Regions from separate parts of the Homo sapiens genome. Here region 2 is linked to region 1. Evidence: read pairs that join two places in POLR2A ChIA-PET (ENCODE). Cell type or tissue: IMR-90. All regions are shown on one strand. Each heading gives the region's core, and the rest is flanking DNA. Links, peaks and the distances in the headings are about the cores only. Region 1 has its middle 32 kb from the start of ZFP36L1. Region 2 overlaps RAD51B-AS1 (RAD51B antisense RNA 1).

What was found. ChIA-PET counts read pairs that join two places held together with the same protein. Peaks named below come from ENCODE experiments on the same cell type or tissue, not always from the same donor. Only the 100,000 strongest peaks of a DNase experiment are listed, where the experiment ranks them.
Region 2: POLR2A ChIA-PET joins it to region 1 with 14 read pairs; 7 of 35 experiments call an interaction of 5 or more read pairs at or near these places.

The regions. Positions count from the first base shown.
Region 1 is chr14:68,821,615-68,828,343 of GRCh38, forward strand. No RefSeq gene overlaps it. Among named protein-coding and RNA genes, the nearest start is that of ZFP36L1, 32 kb to the left of the region's middle. RefSeq lists enhancers at 926-985, 1,566-1,665, 3,102-3,301, 3,298-3,592, 3,472-3,521. In IMR-90, for the core only: a CTCF peak has its summit at 3,428 (motif pointing left); a DNase peak (open chromatin) is centred at 3,417.
Region 2 is chr14:68,629,652-68,636,380 of GRCh38, forward strand. RAD51B-AS1 (RAD51B antisense RNA 1) reads right to left here. Exons shown (of 4, transcript XR_007064220.1): 4 at 6,117-6,729. It also overlaps a transcript of RAD51B not described here. Among named protein-coding and RNA genes, the nearest start is that of RAD51B-AS1, 52 kb to the right of the region's middle. In IMR-90, for the core only: no CTCF peak of the experiment used is centred there; no DNase peak of the experiment used is centred there; H3K27ac peaks cover 1,108 bases.

The DNA of each region.
Region 1 (6,729 bases), core at 2,012-4,511:
CCTGGCCTCAGGAAAGCAGGGCTGTCACATCAAGAAGGCCATGACATAAGGGCCCCTACCAACGTCCAGCCTTAGGTGGAGGGCACAGATATGGCAATACACAGGACCCTAGAATGCCTGCCTGGGGATGCCCACCTTGGCCCACTTGATGGCCAGTTGAGACTCAGTGTGCACTGTCCACACACCCTGTTCTGACACTGACTGCCTAGTGTCCAATTATTCTTCCATCTCACTCATTCAGTGCCAGTTACTCTACTGAGCAATAAGGATATAACATTTTAAAAACAAAACAAACATGTTCCTGTCCTCTAGAAGCTTAAAATAGAGCAAACTGAGAAGGAAACTAATAATGACCACCTTGCCAGGGGCAAGGAGACCAGAGGCAGGGCCCTAACCCACGGGCAGCTGCAGCTGGAATATATGAGACAGTGTGTGTGTGCTCACATGTCCACAGCCGAGCTCACCTCCAGACAGTTATGCACCCCTACCGCTCACCCCATCCCACCTCATCCTCACCAAGGCAGGTCTACTCAGTAAGTCAGGCTGAAAACATGAGCCTGGGGAGTTGGGACTTCTTAACTGCCACCCCCACCTGCACCCCATCCAGGATGAAAGAAGCATTATCCAGCAAGGACATGGCCACTGAAAGTGCCACCAAGGACCGGCCAAGGGGAGGGGAAGGGCTCCCTACAGCCCTTCCCCTGCTGGCTGAGTTGAATGGCCAGGGACTTACCCAGGCTGGTACAAAGCCACTGGCCCCAGGGCCATCCCCTTATAACACAGCACTTCCTGGGTGTCAGTGCATGCTGAGTATGTCACGTGTATTTCTTAAACCACTAAGATTTTACCAGTGACTTATCCAAGGTCACCAGGCCAGTGTGTAGAAAATTTGCATTCTGGTGTGAGCCACTCAAAGGTCCACACCCACATTTCTACACATCCCCTAATAAAAGCCAAGGGGCCCACAACGCTCCCCTGTGAACCTCACATGGCTGCCTGTCTAGGGGAAATGAAGGAAATCCCTTCACACGGAGCCCCTGCCCCAGCCGTGCTCCAGTCCCTCTCTTTTCCCCTGCCCTAGCTGACCCCACAGCTAAGCCCACCTTTTGGCATTCAGGGTGCACCTCCTGCCCCAGGGAACTCCCAGATGAGCTGGAGGGAACAGTCTGCACTGGGGCTCTGGGTGGAAGGGAAGAGGATGGGGGCTAACCAGGTCCTGGGCACATAGGGCCTCATGTGGGAAGGAAAATGCTCCCTCAGAGGGTCAGATGCTCTCAACCAGTTCCCACCCCCTGCTGCTGTCACAGAGAACTTCCTTGGCAGAGAGGGGAGAGAGCAAGCTAGATCTTGCTCCAGGTGTCTTGGCTGACCTGAAAACCCCAGGGCGCCCTGAGGGAAAGAAAGCCAGGGAAGGGATGCATGGGAAGCTGGGTGATTATTGCCCTCTATTCCAGGGTTGGGGGTGGGGACCACCTGTCCAGGGAGCATAGCCTAGCTGAGGGGCAGGAATGGGCCCCTGCCTGTCCCAGGGTCAGCCCAGGGTCAGATGGGGCCAACTATAGTCCCCACGGCCAGGACATGGCTGCTGAGAGGCCCGGTGACCACAGCTGTGTTCTCTGGGCTCTGGTTGAAGCACTTTGCATGCATTAATCCTAAAGCCGATCTTTACAGCCTCCCTGAAAGGAAGGTGCATGAGGTCCCTGTTTTACAGATGAAGAAACTAAGGCTCACAGATTGGAGAAATGTGCCCATAGCTAGGTGGCCAGGAAACAGTACAGTCAGGATTCACATCCTTCTGATTCCAAAGGCTTTGCCCTTGACAACTGCTTAGAGCTTTTCTGCTGGCTGTGCCTAGCACCAGGCTGGCACCTCAGATGTTCAGGTATTCACTGGGATGAGGGAGGGAGTGGACAGGTAAGGGGATATGTGAGAGGATATGGGGATGAGTGGGAGGGCAAGTGAGTGTATAAGCGCGCATGGGTGAGTGAGTGGTTGAGCAGTCAGTGGACATGCAGACTAGTAAATGAATGTTGCGGTGGTTAAAGGGTTGACCTAGAGAGAGGAGCAATCGCTGCTCTGTCAAATGGCCTCTGGGAGTGAAGAGGGAATGGGGCTTTTGAGAAATTGGGTGGCCCACTGGGATCTGGCTTACCATGAATAATAGCCCCCAGGTGGTCTCCCCCCCTGGAAAGAACCCTACCCAGAAAGGGACTCTGGAGGCCACAGGGCTTCTGCTTGCCAGGCACACACACATTCCATGACCAAGTAATGGGCTGGCCAGGTCAATCATCTACAGGGCTTTGGGAGCTCCATTGCTTAAGAGGAACCTGGGCCACGTATCGATCTGCCCACCCCTGCTGGGAGGAAAAGAAGAAAAAGAGATCCATTGGTTCTGCCCAAGGTGGAGGTGGGGGTGGGTGGCCAAGAGGCCCCAACTGCTGTCCTGGAAAGGCAAGTAGGCCTGGCCAGGGCAGAACTCCTTTGCACTGGCTGTTGGGCCCTGGGGGTCACTGCCCGGGCCCTGTTTGCCCAAGGGGGTGGGTGCAAGGTGGTGCGGATGTGACTCAGCAAGGGGTCACTGCCATGGACAGGGAAGGCCAATGGGGTAAGGGGCAGGCTGGACTGGACCCAGGAGTCAGGATAACTTGGCAAAAAGGGGCTGTGGATCTTGGGGCTGCAGGCAGGGAAACATAGGGATCTATAGCCCACCAACACCTTCCATGAGGCACAAGGGGAAAGTAACTGGACCAAGTCAAGGGCAACTCCATGAGTTAAAGGGCACACAGGGGAACTCTCCCATCCAGCCCTCAGCCAGCTCTCCAAGGAAGACTGGAGTAAGCCAGGGGCAGGTGCTGGCCAGCGTGCTTCTGGAGAACAAGTCCCAGATGCTGCTCAACTTGGGGTCAGAGGAAGCCAAGAGGGGACCCCAGAGCCATGCCTGGTCAGGCACAGCCCCTCCCCAGCAGTGAGTTTGTACCCACTGCCCACTTCGGGAGTGGGGGCTTGTCATGACATACAGTGAGCTAACAGAGGGTATGAAGGGCCTCCTGGAGGGGGTGGGGTGCACAGGAAACTGCTCAACACCTTGGTGCCCTCCCCTGTGCACTCAGGTCTTGCATGAGCTGCCTGTCCTGGAGGAATCCTTGAAGGGGACAGACAGCACCATCCTCCCTCACCTTTCTGCACAGAGTCCCAGGAACCTGAGCAGGGCAAATGTTTTCACCACCCTGTTCTGAGAACAAATTGAGCAGGCCTATTAGCCCCATATTCCCACATGTGGTCCTGGAGACTACGCTCCATCCTGGAAAATGCCATAGAGGTCACTTTGGGCATGCGGCACAGCGGCTGTCCGAGGGGGTGTGTTTAGGGCTGGACACCTTCCGGTCCAGCACAGGCCATGAGGAGCAGGCGAGTGCCCTCTAGTGGCCTCTCCCGGCACGGGTTGCATAGAGCCCCACTTCCCAAAGACAGCTCGCCTAGGAGCACAGGGACAATCCCAGTCTCCTTCCTACAGGGTCTGGAAGCGTTGTGCAACTAACCCTCAATTTTTTCAAAAGAAAAAAGGAAGTGATAGATCTACATCAGAAGGTCATTGCAAGATGGAAGAACAACATATACAGCCCTTTAGCATGGCTTTCTTCAAATATTAGTGATGACAACACCAACAAGAGTAAAAGTTATCTTAATCCTCACAATGACCCATGAGGTAGGTGTTACTATTTCTAGTTCACAAATGAAAAAGGGGTGGCCAGGCACGGTGGCTCACGCCTGTAATCCCAGCACTTTGGGAGGCCGAGGCGGGTGCATCACTTGAGGCCAGGAGTTTGAGATCAGCCTGGTCAACATGGTGAAACCCCGTCTCTGCTAAAAACACAAAAATTAGCCAGGCATGCTGGCAGGCGCCTGTAATCTCAGCTACTTGGGAGGCTGAGGCATGAGAATAGCTTGAACCCACGAGCCAGAGGTTGCAGTGAGCCGAGATTGCACCGCTGCACTCCAGCCTGGGCAACAAAGCAAGACTCTGCCTCAAATAAAAACAAAATAAAACAAACAAAAAATACAAATGAAAAAGATACAGAACTTGGGTTTTTCAACTCAGCTGTGATGGCAAACTTGTGCTGGTGTTTAGGCACTCGACTTTAACTGCTCAGATTTTAACAAGAGGCTATTTCCAACCAAAAGCGTAGCTTTTTCTCTCCTGTCTCCTGCTCCCAAGAGAGACTGCACTGTTGAGGAGAAAGCAGGGAAATGGCTCTTCCTCCTCTCTGTGGTAAAAAGGATCAATGATAAACTTTTCCTTATCTTGTTATACTTTACAAAGGCCTTTCACCTGTGTTATCTTATTTGCACGTCACACCAGCCCTGTGAGGGAGGAAGTATTAGCCCCATCCAATATGTAACTCCAAAGGTAGCTGTCCACTTAACTTCCAGCCCTGCAGCTACACAAGCCCCATGGGACCAAACCCAAATGAAGTCTCAATAAATTTAAAAAGATAACTGTCATATAAAGTATCTCCTTGGACCACAACAGGATGAAGTTAAAAAATCAATAACAGAAATATAACTGAAGGCCGGTCGTGGTGGCTCACGCCTGTAATCCCAGCAATTTGGGAGGCCTCGGAGGTGGGCAGATCACTTGAGCCCAGAATTCGAGAACAGCCTGGGCAACATGCTGAAACCCCATCTCTACAAAATAATAATAATAATAATAATAATAATAATAAATAAAAAATAGCCAGGCATGGTGGCGCACACCTGTAGTCCCAGCTACTCTTAGAGGCTGAGGTGGGAAGATCATCTGAGCCTGGGAAGGTTGGGGCTGCAGTGAGCTGTGATCACACCACTGCACTCCAGTCTGGGCGACAGAGTGAGACCCTGTCTACAAAAAAAGAAAAGAAAAGGAAATACAACTGGAAAATTCACAAATTTGTGAAAAAACAATGCACTCTTAACCAATGGATCAAAGAAGACATCACAAAGGAAACCAGAAAATACCTAGAAATAAAAGAAAATGAAAACACAACAAAGCAAAATGTATGAGATACAACAAAAGCAGCGCTAAGGAGAAAATTTATAGCTATAAGTAACACAACATAGCAAAATGTATGACATACAATAAAAGCAGTGCTAAGGTGGAAATTTATAGCTGTAAGTGTTTACATTAAAAAACAAGAAAGATTTCAAATCAACAACCTAACTTTACAACTTGAGGAAGTATAAAGAGAAAACCAAACAACCCAATATTTAAATAAATTTAAAAAGATAACTGTCATATAAAGTATCTCCTCGGACCACAACAGGATGAAGTTAAAAATCAATAACAGAAATATAACTGGAGGCCAGTCGTGGTAGTCAAAATAAATATTAGCAACAAATGAAACTGAGAATAGAAACACAATAGAAAAGGCTGGGCACAGTTATTCATGCCTGTAATCCCAGCACTCTGGGAGGCCAAGGCAGGCAGATCACTTGAGCTCAGGAGTTCAAGACCAGCATGGGCAACATGGCAAAACCCCACCTCTACCAAAAATACAAAAAATTAGCTGGGCATGGCGGTGTGTGCCTGTAGTCCCAGCTACTCAGGAGGCTGAAATGGGCGGATCGCTTGAGCCTGGGAAGCAGAAGTTGCAGGGAGCCAAGATCATGCCACTGCACCCCAGCCTGGGCAACAGAGCAAGACCCCATTTCAGAAAAAGAAAAAGAAAAACAATAGAGATAAACCAGCGAAACAAAAAGTTTGTTTTTTGAAATGATCAACAAAATTGAAAAACCTTTAGCTAGATGGACTAATAAAAGAGAGAGAGAAGCCTCAAATTACTGAAATCAGAAATGAAAGTGGGGACATTTGGCCGGGCGCGGTGGCTCACTCCTGTAATCCCAGCACTTTGGGAGGCCAAGGCGGGTGTTATCACCTGATGTCAGGAGTTCGAGACCAGCCTGGCCAATATGGTGAAACCCTGTCTCTACTAAAAAAGTACAAAAATTAGCCAGGCGTGGTGGCACATGCCTGTAATGCCCAGCTACTCAGGAGGCTGAGGCAGGAGAATCTCTTGAACCTGGTAGGCGGAGGTTGCAGTGAGCCAAGATCGCGCCATTGCACTCCAGCCTGAGTGACAAGAGTGAGACTCCGTCTCACAAAAAGAAAAAAAAAAAAAGAAAGAAAGTGGGGACGTTTATTTCCAATTCTATGGAAATAAAAAGGATTCTGAGAGTACTATGAACAATTGTACACCAACAAATTGGATAGCCTAGGTGAAATAGACATATTCATAAAACCTACCAAGACTAAATCAAGAAGAAATTGAAAATCTGAATAGATCTATAACTAGTAAAGAGATTGACTCAGTAATCAAAACCTTCCAATAAAGAAAAGCTCTAGACTTGATGGATTCACTGGTGAATCCTATCAAATATCTAAAGAACTAACACCTATTTTTTTCAAACGTTTTTAAAAATTAAAAAGGAGGGGTTGGGCAAAGTGGCTCATACCTGTAATCTCAGCACTTTGGGAAACCAAGACAGGCAGATTGCTTGAGAGTTTGAGACCAGCCTGGGAAACACAGTGAGACCTTGTCCCTACAAGAAATACAAAAATTAGTCAAGCATCATGGTGCACACCTGTGGTCCCAGCTACTCTGGAGGCTGAGGCGAGAGAATCATTTGAGCCCAGGAAGTTGAGGCTGCAGTTAGCCATGATCATGCTGTGCACTCCAGCCTAGGCAACAGAGC
Region 2 (6,729 bases), core at 2,152-4,651, 190 kb before region 1:
TTTGTGATGCCTGTTTGAGGCCTGACTGGGAGCCCAGGAGTCCTCCTTCTGTGGTAGTTTGTTATAAATCCCAGGGTCGGACTTACATTCCCCAGCTGCAAAAAGCATACATACGTCCTAAGATATTTATTTTTAATCATACTTTATAATTTTCACATTTCACATATTGTTACATTTCACCAATACTCTAATACTTGAGTATTAAAGCTAATCCACCATAGACCAACAGTCTAACTTTGCAAATGAAGGAACTTGTCCAGAGCCATTCAGAAAGACAGGGCAGAGGCGAGCCTGGAGGCCAAGCCTCCTGTCCCTATGACCAGGTTTGGTCCCTTCTAACATGCTAGTCATGAACTAAAAGACCAGGTTTCCTACCACTTCTCACAAAATTCTTATCACGTCAGGGAGGATTCTGACTCCACAGTAAGAAGCTTTGGAAAAAGGTTTTTGGTATTCAGGTAGCTTTGAGGAGAGGGAGTCTCTTCTCAGTACAGCCCCTAGGAATGCCGAGTTTGCCAGGACTGTGCTCACAAGCTTAGAGACGTAAGTCACGTTCCATTGCCTGGGTTGCTAAGTGGCAGAGAAATCCTGGGTGTTTGTTTCCAGGCACTCTTGAGCCTCCGGAGGAATTTCTTCAAGCAACACTAACTGTCCTTTCACCACTCTGTTGGCCAGTGAACCCCCTATCTCTGTAGATGACAGCAGCCCGCTCTTTCTCCCCCACTAGTCCCCCTGCAGCAGGTCAGCCTGGAGCCACATCTGGGAAGGTGTGACCTAGAACTTGACCTCCTTCCCTGATGAGTATGCAGAATCTCCCCAGCTATAAAATAGCATGGCCGTCCCTACCCCACCCCCCATGCACCTCCGGACTTGGAGACATTGGAAGGTTTACTTCAGCACATTTGTGATGCGATACTAGCTGCTTGGAGAGAAACCTTCACCAGCAGCCTCATCCTATAGCAGTGCCTGCCCATCTGGGCAGGAGGTGCCAGGGTTTATACTCCCCTGAGCTTCAGAGGGTGGGATCGTTCCAGACAACCTTCGGCCGGTAACTTCTACGGGCACATCCTTTTTTTCGTATGTTCTACATTGACCCATACCACCACCACCATTCCAACCCCTTGAACCAACCCCTGGTTTCAAGCTCTCCCAGGCTGGCAGATGAAGGAACATTTCAAAGCCATCACGTGGTAATACTGCCTGCTGGCCAACAACTCCATTTCAACAGCGTCACCTTTGGACTGTTCAGCAGTGTTTGTGCAAGTATTTGAATATTTTCTGGCATTTTGGCCCTATTATTTTATAATAATAAGTGGAAATGGAAAAATGAAGTGCTGATTCTCATGATAAGAAGGGCAGGTCTCACAGAGCTCATATAATTGAGGCAAAGATGGAAATCATTAGGCACGCTGAAAGTGGGATTATGTAGCCTCAATCAAATGCTCACTGGAGTTAAGCCTGTCAACTATGTGTCCAATTGTTAAAAAAAAATGAATACAATTAGGGAGCATATATGAAATTCTGGACGTATATGGTCAAAGACTGTGTCTAAAAGGCGGGTGTAGTTGGGATATACTGGATTCCCTCAATTCTAAAGCTGCATTGATTTAATAGCAGTTTTCCAGGACTGGGTTGGGAAGACACTGTGAGACCAGAAATCAGGAAAATACAGTGATAATATTGTTTCACTTCCTGGGAACAGAACCGTCCCTCATAACATGCAAGTGTACTGCTTGCCCCTGGCATGGTGGACCAGAGGGTTTTCAGGACAGTATTAGGGTATGGGAGGAGGGAGTGGCCTGGAGATTGATCCCTTGGGGAGTCACTACAGCTCGGAAGCCGGGGACAGGCCTTTAGTTAATGTGCTAGAATGGATGGAACTTGACTCAAGAGAGGCCCTCATGCCACAAGGTTTTGAATCTCCCATGTGCCCGGCATATAGAAAATTTAGGGAGTTAAAAGCAAAGAGTATAAGGTGCACCTTTTCCTCTTTGGGCACTCGTCCCTTTACCACTGTCCCAGCTCTCCCTGGGGGCCATGCTGTCACTGGCAGCCTTTGCACGGTCTGTTCCCTCTGCTGGGAGTGTCTGTCCTACCTCCTTGGCTGCCTGGCCAGCTCTGGCTCACCCTTGAAGACGCCGCTCAGGCTCCTGCCTCCCCAGGCTCCAGTGTCTGTGTGTGCGCTGCGTGCTGGCCATCCACCTCATATTCTTGCTCTGTCCACACTGTATAACCATCACTGGCTGGCCTGGGAGAGTTTGAAGATGAGATTTCTTGTTCATCTTTCGATCCTCTGCATCCCAGGAGCCCTCAGTGAGGGTTTACTGAGTGAAGCAGGCCAGGAAGGAATGCTGCGTTCTCAGGAAGACCTCTTCAGCAAAACACTGTTGACCTTTGCCTTTGCATCATGCGCCAGGCATGACCTAGCACAGCCATTTTAAACCTCTGAGACACCAAGAAACTCTTTCTTTCTTCTCCAGAAGCCAAACCATTTGTTTCTAAATTCCGCTTTCTTTGCCTCCGAGGCCCCCTCATCTGGAGCCTTCTTGCCCATCTAGTGTCTGGAGCTTCACATCCTCCGGGAGGTTCTTTACTGATACTTTCAGTAAGTAAAGCCACTGACTTTTCCTTCAGCTGTGGGGTGCTCGCTGAATTCTTACCACTTCTTCAGGGAAAAACAACCTAGAAGCACTCTCTGATCCAAAGTGTTTCTCAGGGAGAGCGGCCAAGTGAGCACAGGAGCCGCTCGGCCGTCTGGGACTGTGATGTGATGTCTGAACAGCCTCTTTAGAAACACTGCAGCCTTTTCCAGGGATGCCATCCAGACGGGGACATCCCTCACAAGTTGTCTAGGGTCCTGGGGATGGAGGCCGGGAGCTCCGGATCGAGGGATTTAGCCTTATGGGGCCTGGTTGGCCCCGCCAGGCCAGCTGTGAATGAGGAGGGTGTCTGAGCTCTGTTTTGCACCCGTCCACTCACCAACTTATTCTTGACCTAACACACCATGCCCCTGCTGCCCTTGGCTGTGACGATGGGAAGCAACTGTCCAAAAAGCCTGAGGGGAGCCAGCTCCAACAAACCCACCGTTGGCCCACCATGCCCACCCTACTCAGCGCAATGACCAGTGGGTCTTTATGTTTTACAGTCAGGGCCTTGCTCTGTTGCCCAGGCTGGAGTGCAGTGGTACGATCACAGCTCACTGCAGCCTTGACCACCCAGGCTCAAGTGATCCTCCCACCCCAGCCTCCTGAGTAGCTGGTACTGTAAGCACACACCACCATGCCCAGCTAATTTTTTCTTTTTTCTTTTTCTTTTTCTTTTTTTTTTTTTTTTTTTTTTTTTTTTTTTGGAGAGAGGGGTTCTCACCATCTTGCCCAGGCTGGTCTTGAACACATGGGCTCAAGTGATCCTCCTGTCTTGGCCTCCCAAAGTGCTGAAGTGCTGGGATTATAGGCATGAGCCACCACACCCAGCCCTGGGCCTCTTTTTGAGGACACCAATGCCATTGCCTCCTGGCTAAACTGCTCTCCACACAAGTTAGTTCCACAGACTCTCCAGGTCCTTGGGACCCCATGAAACTCTCTGGGGCTGTGCCCAGAGTCCACTTGACAGAAACCTGATTCTTTTCCTGTGAGGCAAACAGCTGTGATCGGGACATGTCTGTCAGGGGATGACTTGGCAGAGCTACAACGCCAAGGCTCGGATGCATATTTTTTATGTGATTTCTTAAAATTCAAGCAGGAGAATACGCCTTCCCCCAAACGGCTGGCTCCCCCACTGCATTCGCATTCCCCCCACGATGTATAACAGGAGTCCGCAGCCCACCCCTGGAGAGGACAAGGCTGTAATTCAGCAAGGCTCCAGTGACATCCTGACCGTGAGAGTGCAGCTGGGGCAGTTTATGAACAGTGCTCTAGTCCCTGGGGGAAGTTAGCTCTGTTCTCCAGCCCACAAGAGTCTATTGTTCGCTTTCTTGTTTTTCTCCAAATGTTTAGATGTGCTCAGAGCACAGAAAAGCCCGAAACCCAGGCCACCAGCCAGGGCGATCCTGAAGCAGGGAAGCCTGTGGGCTGGAGCTCGTGGGGCTACCCCCACCCACACACACCCATTGTTGTTCCTACCTCGCCCTAAGATGTGACCGTCCTGGAGGACAGAGGTAAGGGAGTGGCCTCTTTTTGGCCAGGGCTGTTTGGACAACAGTGGGCTTGGATTGTTCCAGCAAGTGAGGTATGAGACCACAGCTCAGGCTCACTTGGGTGGTAGCCAGAAGCAACTGCCCAAGTTACCTTGGGCCCATCCAAAATGTGCACAGAGAGAGTTTGGCAACTGTCTTCCAGTTGCTTGTCACTGACCAAGACTGCTGAAGTTTGACAGGAATAAGCAAGTTCTGGCCTCCTGTCTGCATCAAGAATCTGGGCTCCAAGGTACAGCCTCTTGAGTTGGACTCCTGCCATCAGCTCTTCCTAACTGTGCAAACTTGGGCAAGTTACTTAGCCTCTCTGAGCCTCAGTTTCCTCCTGGGTAAAATGGCACCTACCTCGTAGAGTTACTGAGGATTCAACAAGGTAATCAAGGTAAGCACTCGCACAGAATGAGCCCTCAATACATACTGGTTATTCTTTGTATTATTACTGTTATCAATGATTACTAGTACACCATCCCAAAGTCACCTCCTCTGCTTAGAGCATCCATTTTTGTACCTAAACCGAATGCCTTCAACAGTCTCCAGTTGTGGGTCAGAGAACAGCTGTGCAAGAACGGCAATGCCAGAGGAATGAAGGATGAAGTGCCTTGTGATGTGGGGAGGAGAGAACGTGCTCAAAAGCCCGTCGCCTTTGCCTCCCACTCCCCTTAGCCCCAGATCCCTTTCTCCAGGGCTCATATTACCTGCCCTCCCCCAGTGGCTGGGATTCTCAGCCTGCCACTGGCTCCACAGTCCCTACAGAGCCACCGAAACCCTCCCACCCCTGCCTGGAAAATGCCTCTCCCCCGTATACCACCTTGGCGGCCACCACTAGTCAGCCAGTAATGGGGTGGGGGTGAGACGGAGGTGGAGCCTCTGGAAATGGTGCTAGATCAAGGGAGAAGGAGATCCAGGACCCCAACTCCGTAGGCCTGGGATGCTGAGTACAGTTTAGAGATTGGGGATTCATTTACACCAGCTTGGGGGGCTTTGGTGTGAAGGGAGATGGACAGAGTATGAGGGAGGAGGAAAAGGTAGAGGGTAGAGGAATGCATCCTGAATCCTAGTCCTTTCTGACTGGGACAGTTCACATCCATAAACGAGGCTCTGGGGCCTGCCTCAAGAAATGGAACTATGATGATCCCCCTTTGGATGCATTAATCCTTTCAAAAATAAGACTCTGGGAGCCTCCGGTGACAGGGCCATATGGTTTCCTTATCTTCCTTATCTTCCAGCACTCACCTTCCATTTGGAATGTTTATCCCAAGATAATGATCAGATTCCACTTAGGGTGATTGAATGGGGGCCTCTGAGTATCCCCCCCTCAATTTCAAATGAATGGGTGATCCGATCCAATAATAGATGAGCCTAACAGTCTCCTGCTAATGGATGGGGCTCCTCAGCCCCATGCCATGCACCCCCAACTTCCTTTTCCTGCAAATATCCACCCCCTTCAACCTGGGCAACTCCACTTTTACCTGCTTTATATAGTGGAGGGTGCTCTGTGTAAAATTTCTAGTGAGCCAAATGGAACTGCTTTAAACTATGTTTAAAAACCAGAGATGTGATGCTAACTCAGCGATTTTCAATAGAAATGTAATGCAAGCCACAAATGCAAGCTACACGTGTCATTTTAAATTTTCTGATAGCCACACATCTGTAAAAATAAACAGATGAAATTAATTTTAAGGATATATTTTATTTGAAATCTAATTTATATCATAGTTATTTAATATAATTAATATATACTATATTTTATTAAACCCCAAAATATTTTAACTTGTTACCAATATAAAAATTATTTGTGAGGTATTTCACCTTCACTTCTTTGTACTTAGTCTTCAATATCCAGAGTATATATTGATTCTGACTAGCCACATTTCAAATGCTCAGTTGCCCCTGGGCTAGTGGCTATTGTATTAGATAGGGCAGATCTAGACAGACCACACTAAGAACCTAGGGCAAGGACAAACTCTGATGGGCATAGTTGAGCTGGCTGCTAGAGAGAGACCCTTTGAGAAGAAGAGCAATTTACAACTTTGCTCTGAGTCTAAGTGGAGATCTAGCCATCATCTTGCTACCTCTCCTTGCCTTTCCCCTCCCAGGGAGGAAAACACATAGGACACAGCATTTTTTTTTTTAAGTGATAGCAGTTTTAATTGCTACTAATTTAATGGCAGTCATTTCACCTGCTAATAAAATTGTCCATTGAGGCCTCCAGCCGTGAGTGCTTTTTTCCATGGACTGTTTAAAAGTGAAGCTAATGCTGATTGTCACCAAACATCCATGTCATGGATCCACTGTACTTTGTCTGAAGAAGGGGAGGCCCGACTGGGGTAGACAGAGTCAGCTTTGGGTGATCACTGCCAGTAGACACCCTCTGATTCCAGAGAACAGGAGACACAATTCAGCCTTTGACAGGACATTCAGATAAGTGTTCACTAGTCAATCGGATACCATATTTAAGGCTGGGCGTGGTGGCTCACACGTGTCATCTCAACACATAGGGAGGCTGAGGTGGGTGGATCATTTGAGGTCAGGAGTTC